Regions from separate parts of the Homo sapiens genome. Here region 1 is linked to region 2. A link is an interaction called in ENCODE POLR2A ChIA-PET data of the cell type or tissue named here. Cell type or tissue: GM12878. All regions are shown on one strand. Each heading gives the region's core, and the rest is flanking DNA. Links, peaks and the distances in the headings are about the cores only.

Region 1 (6,560 bases), core at 1,867-4,366, 52 kb before region 2:
TTATGGCCCCTTTTTTCTTCACAAACGTATTTTTTAATAAAAATGGGAATATTGTATAAGCTTATTGTGACCATTTTTCCTTGCCAATATTCATCTTCAACCTGATTTTACGGACCTAGCTGAAGTCTGAACAAACCACTGTATCTCTGACTTTCTACTTTTGACGGAAGTTCTTTCACTAAGGTGTCCTGTGCTGGGACCAAGGTAATTTTTCTCACCAAAATTACTGACCATGTTAATCTCATGATAGCACTCCTTCAGCTAAGCCCTTAACTTCTGCTTAAATCTTCCTAGCGCTCCCCAGCCCCTCCAGGGCCCCTACATGGCTTTTCCCTCCACAGCATGTTCCAGGTGAGTCCCACGGGTAGCAATCCACCTTGCTACAGAGAGCTTCCTGCACCTGTGACATCCGCCTACTCTGTTACATGAAACTTCTCTCTCTGTGGACTTCTGGAGTCCCACAGCCCTTGAATCCCTTCTTAACTAAAAGACATGTGATCCCTGCCTGTACCCTTCCCCAATGTTTTCTTGGAGCTCTATGCCACTTATTTAACTCTACGTATAATGAATGTGCCCCACTTTTCTTGTAACCCCTGTACACAGTTTTCTAGTCTATGTATTTTGCTGAATGTTTTTATTTGCTGACTGCTCTTAGTTTAGACTGTCAATTATTCTACCCTGTAAGTTTCTTCAAAGTTCAGAAACATTGTATTAGTACACTCACAATAGAGGACCTGGCCCCAGGAAATGCCAATGAGAAAATAAAAAGAAGGAACTGATTAATCAAAAGTTTGTTTTTATCCCCAAGGAGGCATCTCTTTGTTCCAAAGTAGAGTGACTTATCAAATAAATCACATTTTGCAATGATTAGTCTACAGTACCCCTAAAACTCAAAATAAATTAGGAGAATTTTTTTTCCCAGTTTTGACTCAAGGTAAAACAAAACAGGGCTGTGAAGGTAACAACATCCATGACTCTACAGAGCAACACAAGCTTGCAGGAATTTGAGAGGTGTGGTAAAAAATCACAAAAATCCCACCTCCGATACGTTTCTTTTGCTCTGAGGCAAAATTGTAAAAACTTTTCTTTTGATTTTTGTTATCCAAATAATTCTAGCTTAAATTGGAACTCAAATATTAATCTGATAATGACACCGTTGAGACACATTCTCTGACGATTGATCTCAAATGACTTACAAGGCTTTACTTTACCCCATTTTCTGCATTCCTTTCCAGCCAGAGGTTTTGCCTGTCTTTAACACCCCTGCCCCCACCACCACCACTACCATCATCAGGGAGAAAAAGAGACCCTGAAATGTACGTATTAAGATGATTACTATGTGCTTGGGAATATCCTTTAATTTAAATTTCGTTTTATTTTATTTTTAGCTTCAAAGCTTTTGCAGGAATGAACACCTGTCTTTCAGGGCATTATAAGAAATTGTCAGGTACCTGATATTCTTTGTTTTGTCAAGTCCTCCCACAGTGACACTGGATAGAAGTCACATTTTAATTAATGATCAAAGCAAAGGACACCTGTAAGGCTGGGCTAGACTTCTGAACTCTTTGATATTAGGTTTACAAATCTGAAAGAGCCCTTTGATTCTCCCATGTGTTTGTCCTTTCTCGGAGATCAACTTAATTCTTTTTTTCAAAGGCAACATATTTTGCTAATCTGAGCACTGAAGTTATGGGTGACAATGTCCATTCACACAGCAACTCTTAACACCTTATAAAAGTCATACTCCATTACACAGGACGCCAGGGCCCTCCCTGTCCAAAGGCCCCACTGCAGTGGAGATTTGTGGTGGCACATGCTGTTTGAAGTATGAGAGCCCCCAAGTGGGGCTCGGAAATCCGTGAGTTTGACATTAGTTTAAGGACTTGTACTTGCTGTGGTGTGTCACTATGAATGGAGGAGAATGCAGCAGCCATTAAGACCACCCTGAATTAAGTTCAAATGTAATTAATCCTTTTTTGTAGGCAGAAATAAATTTTATATAACTGAAATACATATTGATATATGCTGAAATTATGTAGTATGTATTTGCTGATATTATGCAGCTTATATCAACTCATGCATATACTAACAAAATGCAAGTTAACAAGTACAAATATATTAACACATTAAAATAAAATGTTTATATTACATAGTATAGGTGCATTATAGTTTATAAACTATATGTAGTAATAATATATAGACTAATTTTATATACCACACACTAATTCCCATGATGAAAATGAGACAATTGAGACTGACATGTAAAAATAGCTTGGGAATGCTAATGGAAACTACTAGAAATAGTACTTTAAGTACTTCACAATAGTGGAATTGTAAGAAGTATAAAGAATAAAATCCAGAAACAATCACCACATTTTGGTATATCTCTATGCAATTTTGAATTAAAATAGAATTTTACACATCTAGGCATACTGGATATATAATTTTGTATTCTTTTTAAAATTAACATGAGTATTTTCTTTTATTGCTAAAATTGTCAGTGAGTATCCTTTGATAACTACATAATTATAAATTTTCTTGATCAATTGATTATTTCTAGTTTTCTGCAGGCAAAAAAAAAACATTGCAATGAATGACTTAATGCTTGAAACTGTTTGGTAAGGTTCTAATGCATAATGCTAAATTATTTGTTTTTTTTTTTTTTTTTTATCAAGACAGAGTCTCTGTCTCCAAGCCAGAGTGCAGTGGCACAATCTGGGCGCACTACAGTCTCCGCCTCCTGGGTTCAAGTGATTCTCCTGCCTCAGCCTCCTGAGTAGCTGGGACTACAGGCATGCGCCACCACACCCAGCTAATTTTTGTATTTTTAGTAGAGATGGGGTTTCACCATGTTGGCCAAGATGGCCCGGATCTCTTGACCTCATGATCCAACCACCCTGGCCTCCCAAAGTGCTGGGATTACAGGCGTGAGCCACCGCACCTGGCCTGCTAAATTATTTTTCTAATAGGGCATATCGGTTTATTCTACTAGCAATATATAGAAATGCCCAATTACTAAATTCTTGCCAGTAATTAGCATTTCATACAATTCTTTGATATTAGGTGAGTTCTTTAAAGTTTTAAACTTTTGGGATTACTAACAACACAGCTGAATTTTTTGTTGTTGTTTATCAGACATTTCAATTTCCTCTCATTATTTGTATAGTCTTACTGACTGTGCACTCAATTACTGATTTGCACGAATTCTTCATCTTTCATTGAGAGTAACCCCACACCCTTAGGTTTGGTGAAAATCCTTTTCCTTTTTTTATTGTTTTGACTTTATCAATGTAGTTTTAAATGCATAAAGATATATAAAGATTTTAAAAGTCTTATTATGCAAGCAAATCTGCTAGTTTTCTCTTTTGTGGCTCCTTTCTTTGCTTATTATTTTAGAAAGTCTTTTCCCATAAAGGGATTACATAAATATTGGCCTATGTTTTCTTATTATTTATTTTATCTTAAATTAGTTCTACCTAAACTCGTATTTCTTTAAGCAATTATTTACAGCAAAGCCAAGCTTTTGTTGTTTATCACAACATATTTTGCAAATATTCCCATTATTTATCACAAAATCACCAAGAAAAAGCCAGGTTATTCCAGAGCTAAAAAAAAGGATATGGAAGACCTGAGCTACTCTTGATGGGGTTTCTAAGGGGTTCCAATTCCTTTCTGCGCAGACTTCATAAAGAACCAATGTAATGGCTTAAGTCGCAATCTGTTGCACAGGAATTGTAATTTCTCATGGAGAAATAGTCTGAGCATAATTTTTCATTTTATAAAGGAGATGGTAATTGCGATGGGCTCTGTTTTTGTAATGGGGTGATCTTCTGGTTTGGTGTGACAATTTGAATAAGGAAAAGTTTTGAAGAGTTGCATATGCTCCTTGAAGAGGAAATTTGGTAAGAAATAGCAGCTTAGTCTTTGCTATGAAGTCACTCAACTTAAGGCAGCTTTCAACATCTTTTGAAGAAATCACCCTTTAAAGTTTAGCTGATCAAAGTGGCAGAATGTACAGAAGTCAGAATCCCTGGCTGGCCTATCCATTACAGAGGGTAAGATGCAAAGGGTTTTGAGCTGGAGGTTAGGATAGAAGCCAGGAGTGAAGTGTCTGCCTCGAACTTACCCATCAGAAAGAGAAAGACACTCACTAAGGCTTCACACTGAATCTGAGCACCCATGCAAACAGGCTCAGGCCTACCTGATCCTCAGTCAAATTAAAAGAAAGCTGTTTCCTTTCAACAGCAATCAGACCAGAAAAGGTTCCTCCTCTTTGTTTATAACTTTTTATTTGTTTTTTTTTGTTTTTGTTTTCATTTTTTTTTAAAGACAGGGTCTCACTCTGTTGCCCAGGCTGGCACTGTTGTACAGTGGCACAATCACAGTTCACTGCAACCTCTGCCTCTTGGGCTCAACGATCCTCCAGTCTCAGCCTCACAAGTAGCTGGGACTACAGGCACATGCCACCATGCCTGGTTAATTTTTTCATTGTTGTAGAGATGGAGTTTTGTTTTGTTGCCCAGGCTGGTCTTGAACTCCTGGGCTCAAGTGATCTGCCTGCCTTGGCCTTCCAAAGAGGTGGGACTACAGACATGAGCCACCTCACCCAGCCTGTTCACAACTTTTGATTTTAAGGACAGAAAGACACATGGAAATATTCTTCATTCAAACCTTTCATTTACTTTGAGACCAAACATTAAGGTCCAATCTGTTGTTGTTTTAAATCAAAACAATTGATTTAAACCTACTGAGAGAAAGGAACTCAAGCAAGACCTCATCTCTACAAAAATAAAAATAAAAATTAGTTGGGCTTGGTGGCACGCTCCTGTAATTCTAGCTACTTGGGAAGCTGAGTCAGGAAGATCACTTGAGTCCAGTAGTTTGACGTTACTATGAGTGAGCTATGATTTTGACACTGCACTCCAGTCTGGGCAACAGAGCGAGACTCTGTCTCTGAAAAAATAAAAAAAGAAGAAGAAGAAAATACTCGCTCTCATATGTTTATCACAGCGCTATTCACAATAGCAAAGATACGGAATCAACCTAAGTATCCATCAATGGAAGACTGAATAAAGAAAATGTTACACATATACACAATCGAATACTATTTGGTCATGAAAAGGAATGAAATCATGTCTTTTACTACAACATGGATCGAACTGGACGCCATTATCTTCAGTGAAACAACTCAGAAACAGAAAGTCAAATACCACATGTTCGCACCTGTACGTGGGAGCTAAACAATGTGTACCCATGAAAGTAGAGGGTGGAATGATAGACATTGGAAACTTGGAAGAGTGGGAGGGGGTGAGGAAAGAAAAATTACTTAATGGGTACAATGTACACTATTAGGGTGATGGCTACACTAAAAACCCAGACTTCACAACTATGCGATATATCCGTGTAACGAAACTGTGCACTTGTTCCTCTTTCAGTGATATAAATTAAGAAAAATTAAGTCACTGAAAATGAATGAGCTTTGTTTGGAAAAAAATGTAGGGCACGTGGAGGCAGAGAAGGAGAAAGAAAAAATGGAGGTGAGGAGGACTTTCTCAAGCATCCCACTCACCCCATCAATACAGTAACTCAAGTTAATTTTCTGTGAATGTGGAAACAAATACGGTTTTAATGGATTATAATCATTTTGTTGCATAGTGTTTGCCTAAACTAATGCTGGTGCAAATTATAACATACCAGACCTTGTTCAAGGCATATGTAATACTAAAAAAAGGTTCAATCGCCATAGATTATTCAAAATATTCTTAAATGGGATCACAAAGTCTGAGTATATCAATAGTAGGAATACTTCACATTTTAGTCTACACAGACTACAGCTACTGGTTTTTTTTTTAGCCTCAATATATTGCCACTTTACTACTGCTTTTTATTATCTAGCTTGATTAAAGATCAAAATTATTGCATACAATTGTCTACTATCTTAAAAATAGTATTAGCATGAGTAAGGCAACTGAGAACTGGTAAGAACCTTTATTCTCAGGGGAAGAGAGGACAAGAATTATAAATTATTAGGAGGATACTTTTCCTGGGTCTACAACCAGATTAAATTGGCCATTCTCTTCCCTCTTGTTTCCACTCCCAACCTGTAACCCCTTAGGTGCACAACTAATTTTGCTGTAATTTAAGCAGAGTTGGTTGTTTTTTTTAAGGAAAGTTAAGTGAAAGCACATCTGTAGGCAAGATCATCTTGCTCAGCTTCTGAGCCAAAACCCAGCAGAAGTATTTCACCTACACAAAAGGGGATTGTGGATGTAGATGAGGCTGACAAGGGCAATGCCAGGAAGCCAGGTCTTTTAAAGCACTGTCACCTCAGATGAGCCGCTCAGGAGCGCTCACACCTCAGGACCCAGCCCTATTCTTCACAAGTCTTCAAAGGAGGATCACATCTGACACTGTCCAAAGATTCATGCTTATTTTTCTCTTGATCTTCCTCCTCAAAATCTCCCTTTGAACAGGATTTGCACATGCAGAATGAATAGAGATTAGGAGCAATTATGGTTTTTGTTTTGCTTTTAATGGCCCATGCAACCCTGAAATTTGCT
Region 2 (6,560 bases), core at 1,358-3,857:
TAATATATAATATATTTATAATTATATATAATATATAATATATTTATAATTATATATATAATATATTATGTTTATAATTATATATAATATATAATATATAATATATATAATTATAAATACGTATAATTATAACTATAAATATTTATAGTTATAATTATATATAATTATAATTACATATTTATATAATTATAATTATATATAATTATAATTACTTATTTATATGTAATTATAATTATATATATAATTATAATTACATATTTATATAATTATAAGTATATATAATTATAATTATATATAATTATAATTACATATTTATATAATTATAATTATATATAGAATTATAATTACATATTTATATAATTATAATTATATATATAATTATAATTACATATTTATATAATTATAATTATATATAATTATAAATATATATAATTATATATATACTTATAAAAATACATTTATAATTATAATTATAATTAGTATCAGTAAGTATTACATATAATATATAATTATTTTTATTTTTATAATATTAATAATAATTTTTATAATATATATATATAAATACCTTTGGCATGGGACCGGAATCTAAACACAAAATTTATTTATGTATATACACCTATTACACATAGCCTGAAAATAATTTCATATGATATTTTTAATAATATTATGCATGAAACAAAGGTTGTGCACATTGAGCCATTAGAAAACAAAGATGCCACTCCCTCCACCACCTATGTGAATGATTGGTGGTTGTTTGGCATCACCATCATTGCTTACTCTGAATTTAGATGCTACCAATAAGCCATCAGTTTCTTACACTTCTTCACTCATAAGTACTTAACAGTAAAATATATGACAAATCATTAATACAGTGGAAAAATAATATGTTCAGGGCAATGAAGTAGCACAGTGGCATCATCAGAATACCTGTATCAGCTGTTAAACAACAGCAACCACAAATAATGGCAGGCCCCAAGTGTCCACCTACAGTGCTGTGTTTTGATTAAGCAGTTATTATGCGCTGTGTTTTATTTTTATAGTTGAGAAGAAACATGAGAAGCAGTTGAGGGACCAAGAAGCGGATCCTCTAGGGATGAGTAGGCGCTCTGCTGGGTGCCTTTTTAAAAATGTTTTCTCCAGAGTCATCTGCCTCATTAACAACGTTTTATGTCTTAGAAATCTCTCTTTGATTTTATAAACTGACTGGATTTTTTTGTTCTGCTATGGACACACACTGCTCTAGGCCTTCAATGAGCTCATCACACGTTTTCACCATGTCATCTGTAAGCACGTCTTCTGCACTTTCAACATCATCTTCATCGTCGCTGTTGTTATGATCACCTTGATTCACAATAATGTCAGCTATTTTGCCATGGGTCAATGAGTGAACAACTGGAGCCTGTTATCAATGTTCTTTGACATCCGCTTCTTCCAGTTCGCTGACGGACTCGGAAGGCATTTCTTTTTTGCCTATATGATAAGGTCAGACATCATTTTTTCTCACTTGATATACGGAATCCAAAACCACTGTTTCATTACTCATCAACACTGAGCCTAGTCACAGGCTGGGGGTTGTGCTACGCATGCATGGCTGTGTCTTTAGTGACTGTGTTCCAAGCACTGGCAATGGCATATACAGAATCCTCATGCTGAACTCCTTTCACACCCACACTCTTCACTGCTGCTAGGATGCTGTTCCAGAAAGTGTGTTTATATTTACTCTTCATTGATCTAAGCATATCCTGGTCATATGGTTGAATTAATTAAGTCACATTTGGGGAAAGGCACATGCTATAAACATTTTTTGACGACAGTTTCAGCTGGAGGATCAACAGAACAGCTGTCAGGGAATAACAAAGCTTGCAGTCATCATCGAGCCCAGTTTTCTTGCAGTGAGCAGGAACCATGGGTAGAAAGCGTTTGTGAAACCAATCAAAAAAGATGTCCCTCGTGATCCATGCCTTTTGATAGCAGAATAAGAGATTGGTTAGAAAGTTACTCCTTGAACATAGAGAGAACACAAGCTTTTGTCTGTCTTAAGTTTACAGTTATGTGTGCTTGCTGCATTAGCACTTCTCAGCACAGTTGTTCTGTCCTTGGGATCCTTAATTTCTTTAGGTTCTATCTTATCAGTTGTAGTCAGTGTCTTCCTGGGGCAATAACACCAAAGCAGGGATTTTTCATCAGCATCATAGACTTGTTCTGGGGTCAGATTTTCATCAGCAACTACTTTGGCAAACTCATCAATGAATTTCTCCACTGCTTTATGATCAGCAGATGTTTTACCACCAAAAACCTTTAAATATTTAATGCTGTGTTTTTTCTCAAATTTCTGCCATCAGCCTATTGAATAGTCTCTGTTCTCTTCAATTTCCAGTTCATCACAATAGATTTTTGCTTGTTTCATGATCAGCATACCATTAAGCAGCATGTGTTCACTGCAAATACTGACAAATCCACTCTTCTAATACATAATCAAGTTCTTCTATTTTTGTTTTATGTAGTGTTTTTCTATTTTTCATTAACTTCTGTTCATCCTTTTCAACATAGAACTTCAACGATTCAGGTCCTGTGTGGTGGTCATTCCAACACCTCACTCTTCTGTAAGATGTTTCACAATGACACTGCCACCCAGTTTCTCTGACAGCTTCACTTCCTGCACTACAGAGAAATAAAAATGTTTCCTCTTTTTCTTACCACGGTTGCCAGCAGGGGTATCTGCCGTCCTTTTTGACATTTTTAACAATACCTTTACACCACAGAGCAGAGAATAAGCAAAAAAAAAAAAAAAAACAAAAAAAAAAAAACCAGTGAGTGATGCACAAAGGTCTTGGGCCAATATAGGGCCTTGTGAGGAACCTGTCGCTGGCACATCCAGCCCTCACATGCGCAGTCTTGTCACCCTTTGTGGGCATGCTCGTCTGGGGGAATATGAGCTTGTGCAGAAGAGATACATTGCAGCTAAACAGGCCTGGGGGTGTCTTTGTTTCCCTTGGAGATGCTGAATAAACTGCATCTGCTTTTTGATTGTGACCCATCACATAAGGTCAGATGTGGAATTTTCCACTTGTCATGCCAGCATTCAAAAAGTCTTGGATTTTGGAGCATTTTGGATTTTAAATTTTCAGATTAGGGATCCTCAGCCTGTATTTTATAGTTTTTAGTGTAGAGGTCTTAACTTTTTATTACTTTGATTCCAAATAATTTAATTATTTTGATGCTATCATAAAAGGCATATTTAAATTTCATTATCTAAATGTTCATTGCTGGTATATAGAAATATAACTGTTTTTTATATGTTGACCTTGTATAACGCAACAACTTAAAATTTATTAAATTCATTAGATTTGCTTTTTGTAAATTCCTCAGAGTTTTCTAACCCATAATCATGTCATCTGCAAATAACAAACTTTATACTTTTTATCTGCTTTTATCACTTTTTTATGCTGGCTAGAACTTCTAGTACGATGTTAAGCAGGGGTGATAAAATCAATCATCCTTGTCTTGTTCCAAATCCTAGGGAGAAAGCACTCCACATTTCACCATGAAGTACATGTTTGCTGTGGGATTTTTGTAGATAACTCTTTATAAAATTAAGAAAGTTGTCTTTTCCCTAGTTTGCTAAAAAGTGTGTTTTTTACTCACAAAAAATCTTGTCATGTACTTTTTCTTTATCTGTTGAGCTGATCATATTTTTCTGTGGCAAATTATATTGATTAATTTTCAGAAGTTACACCAATCTTACAGTGCTGAGATAAATGTCACTTGTTCATTATGTATCATTCTCTTGTTAAAATATTACTATCTTCAGTTTGGTAATACATAATGAAGGATCTACCTACATTCATGACAAATATTGATCTACAGTTTCTTTATCTTGCAGTATCTATCAGGGTTTGATATTGGGGTTGCCCTAAACTTACTAAATAACCTGGGTGGTGCTCCCTAATAATTTGCTTTCTGAAGTTGTGTAAGACAGGGATTATTTCATATTTTATAAGTTCTAAAATGTACATTTTAACATCTCTGCAATTAGAATGATTCTTAATGCCATAGAGTGTCATAAAGGGTTTTTCTTAATCATACCCCAAATGCTGTTATGCCATAAAAACTGATGGCACCCTAATGGCAGGGAAATATAGTATTAAGTTAGGACATCTATCCATTGAAGTAAAACTTCTTCTCTTAGCAGATATTTTTATCCTTCAAGTTTTGCAGCAGATGGCCAAAAAATAAGATTGACACAAGTACCTGGGAGGATGTGTGTGCATACATACAGGTCTTGTTTAGTAATTTATAAATTTGAACTTCTTAAGAAACATTTTAATAGTATCTTTCTGATAATAAATTGGTTTATGTTTATTATAGAATTTTAAAAATGAGAACACATAAAAAATGAAAATTACCGGCCAGGCGCGGTGGCTCACACCTGTAATCCCAGCACTTTGGGAGGCCGAGGCGGGTGGATCACGAGGTCAGGAGATCGAGACCATCCTGGCTAACACAACGAAACCCTGTCTCTACTAAAAAATACAAAAAATTAGCCGGGCGTGGTGGTGGGCGCCTGTAGTCCCAGCTATTCGAGAGGCTGAGGCAGGAGAAAGGCGTGAACCCATGAAGCGAAGCTTGCAGTGAGCCGAGATGGTGCCACTGCACTCCAGCCTGCGCAACAGAGTAAGACTATGTCTCAAAAAAAAAAAAAAAAAAGAGAAAAGAAAAAAGAAAGAAAGTAAATTACCATATCCTTATCACACAATATGCTATTCTTAACATTTTGATCAATTTCCCTTCAATCTTTTTGACATGTATGATTTGTGTGTGTCTGTTTGTGTGTGTGTGAGAGAGAGGTATTCATGTATGTGTGCATAGTAATTGGAATTACAGATCCATGCCCAAAATTAGGGCAATGGACTAAGAAGAAAGATACCTGGGAAACTGTAGCACGCTCATAAGAGTTATTCTGGAGATCTGGGCATCAGCTTGAAAGAGTGAAGATGAAATGGGACATAGATACGTAACAGTCCCTGAAATAAAAGCAAATGAAATTATTCCGCATGCCTCCATAAAGTGTGTGGTAATGAAGGGTGGCTAGCAATTCTAGTCATTTTTTTTTTAATTTAGTCAGCCTTTGAAGTAGATGAGCAGTACCACCTTGCCAAGGAACAAACAAGGTCTCTGGATTATATAGGACTCATAAACATTAAATACACCTCCAGCATTAAAGCACTCTGTAGGCCTGCTGGTGCTAAATTTTTCCCGTCACAAGTCTGAGTCTAAGTTATGGGGAATTGGAATTGAACAAGGCGTTCCAGAATCTAGGTTTGCCAGATCTGATTCTTAGTCTACGAAGTTCTTGCCTCTGGCTAAGTGGTGGCTGTTCTGACATCCTTTCCAGTGACTCATCCATCACGTACCCCGGGCACCAAGGAGGAGCATGGTTTGTGTGCTGACTGCCTAAACTATAATGATAAATGGGCAGCATTTGCTTTGATGTTCCACTGTTGTGCATTTGTGAGGTTATTCAACACTGCAAGACATAGACTTAAAAGGTAGACCTTTTGAAATAGTTTTAAAACATTCCACAATTTTTGACATCTTAAGAGAATGTCGGTGCAGATATCTGGCTGGTATGAAAGTATTTGGTTTGAATCCTAAGGGAAATTCTTTTTACTTACTTTTCAGTTCTCAAATTAGCAAATAATCATCTTGTAAGGGCGGCCAAGGGAACTTGCTTAACAGTGTGAATTTGGGCAGGATTCTGCAGGCTGAAGATATGTTAGTCAACTGCAGTGCAAATGAATGGGGTATAAAACATCCAATCAACATGACCTACCTGGGCTGAGGGAAGACTTGAAGGGGATCCTGTCTTACACGACACATCAGTAATAGCCCACAATGTCAAAACCACAGACATCATAAAAATTGCATACAGCAAGAGACGTCTAGGTGAACACCCACCCAGCTCCACGGCAGCAATAGCGAGGAAATGGCAGAAGGTTCTAAGGATTAACAAGACCATCTGGGGTTAGAACAGTGAGTGCTAGAGTAACGTCAACTATTTCTGGACCCAACTTTGATTTCTAATTTACTCTGGGCATCGTTTACAGAGATGGGCAATGCACTGTATTATGTGCAATTGGTCTCAGGAGAAAATTAGTTAGTAAATGCAAATAATGTCTTTGAAATTATTTGTCTGATTCAGGAAAACCAGAGTTACCGCAACCTCGCAGTTGTAAAGGCAACACAGATTTAAAGACAGAAAGTCCAAATGCGAAAGGAGACATATTTGATGGGTGGTTCCAGGAGCCCTTTCTCCATCATCCTCAGTATAACAAGCATCACAGGTGAGAGAAACTGCCCTGGGAAGCCCCACAGGAGAAATGGGTTTGCAAGGGGAAATGACACTGGGTGACTATACTTGAGCATCCTTTTGACCCTTAGAGGACTTTTCCTGTGTAGCAGAAAATGATTTGAACAAGAAGACCCATTGAATTCCAATGCATCCATTCGAAGAACACTTACTGTCTCTCCCATGGCTCTGACAGTCTGGAAGGAGATGG

What was found. ChIA-PET counts read pairs that join two places held together with the same protein. Peaks named below come from ENCODE experiments on the same cell type or tissue, not always from the same donor. Only the 100,000 strongest peaks of a DNase experiment are listed, where the experiment ranks them.
Region 1: POLR2A ChIA-PET joins it to region 2 with 5 read pairs; 3 of 35 experiments call an interaction of 5 or more read pairs at or near these places.

What each region holds. Positions count from the first base shown.
Region 1 is chr13:22,065,759-22,072,318 of GRCh38, reverse strand. The region is part of intron 2 of LOC105370108 (a long non-coding RNA gene); the gene reads right to left. Among named protein-coding and RNA genes, the nearest start is that of LINC00540, 140 kb to the left of the region's middle. In GM12878, for the core only: no CTCF peak of the experiment used is centred there; no DNase peak of the experiment used is centred there.
Region 2 is chr13:22,013,520-22,020,079 of GRCh38, reverse strand. No RefSeq gene overlaps it. Among named protein-coding and RNA genes, the nearest start is that of LINC00424, 140 kb to the right of the region's middle. In GM12878, for the core only: no CTCF peak of the experiment used is centred there; a DNase peak (open chromatin) is centred at 2,619.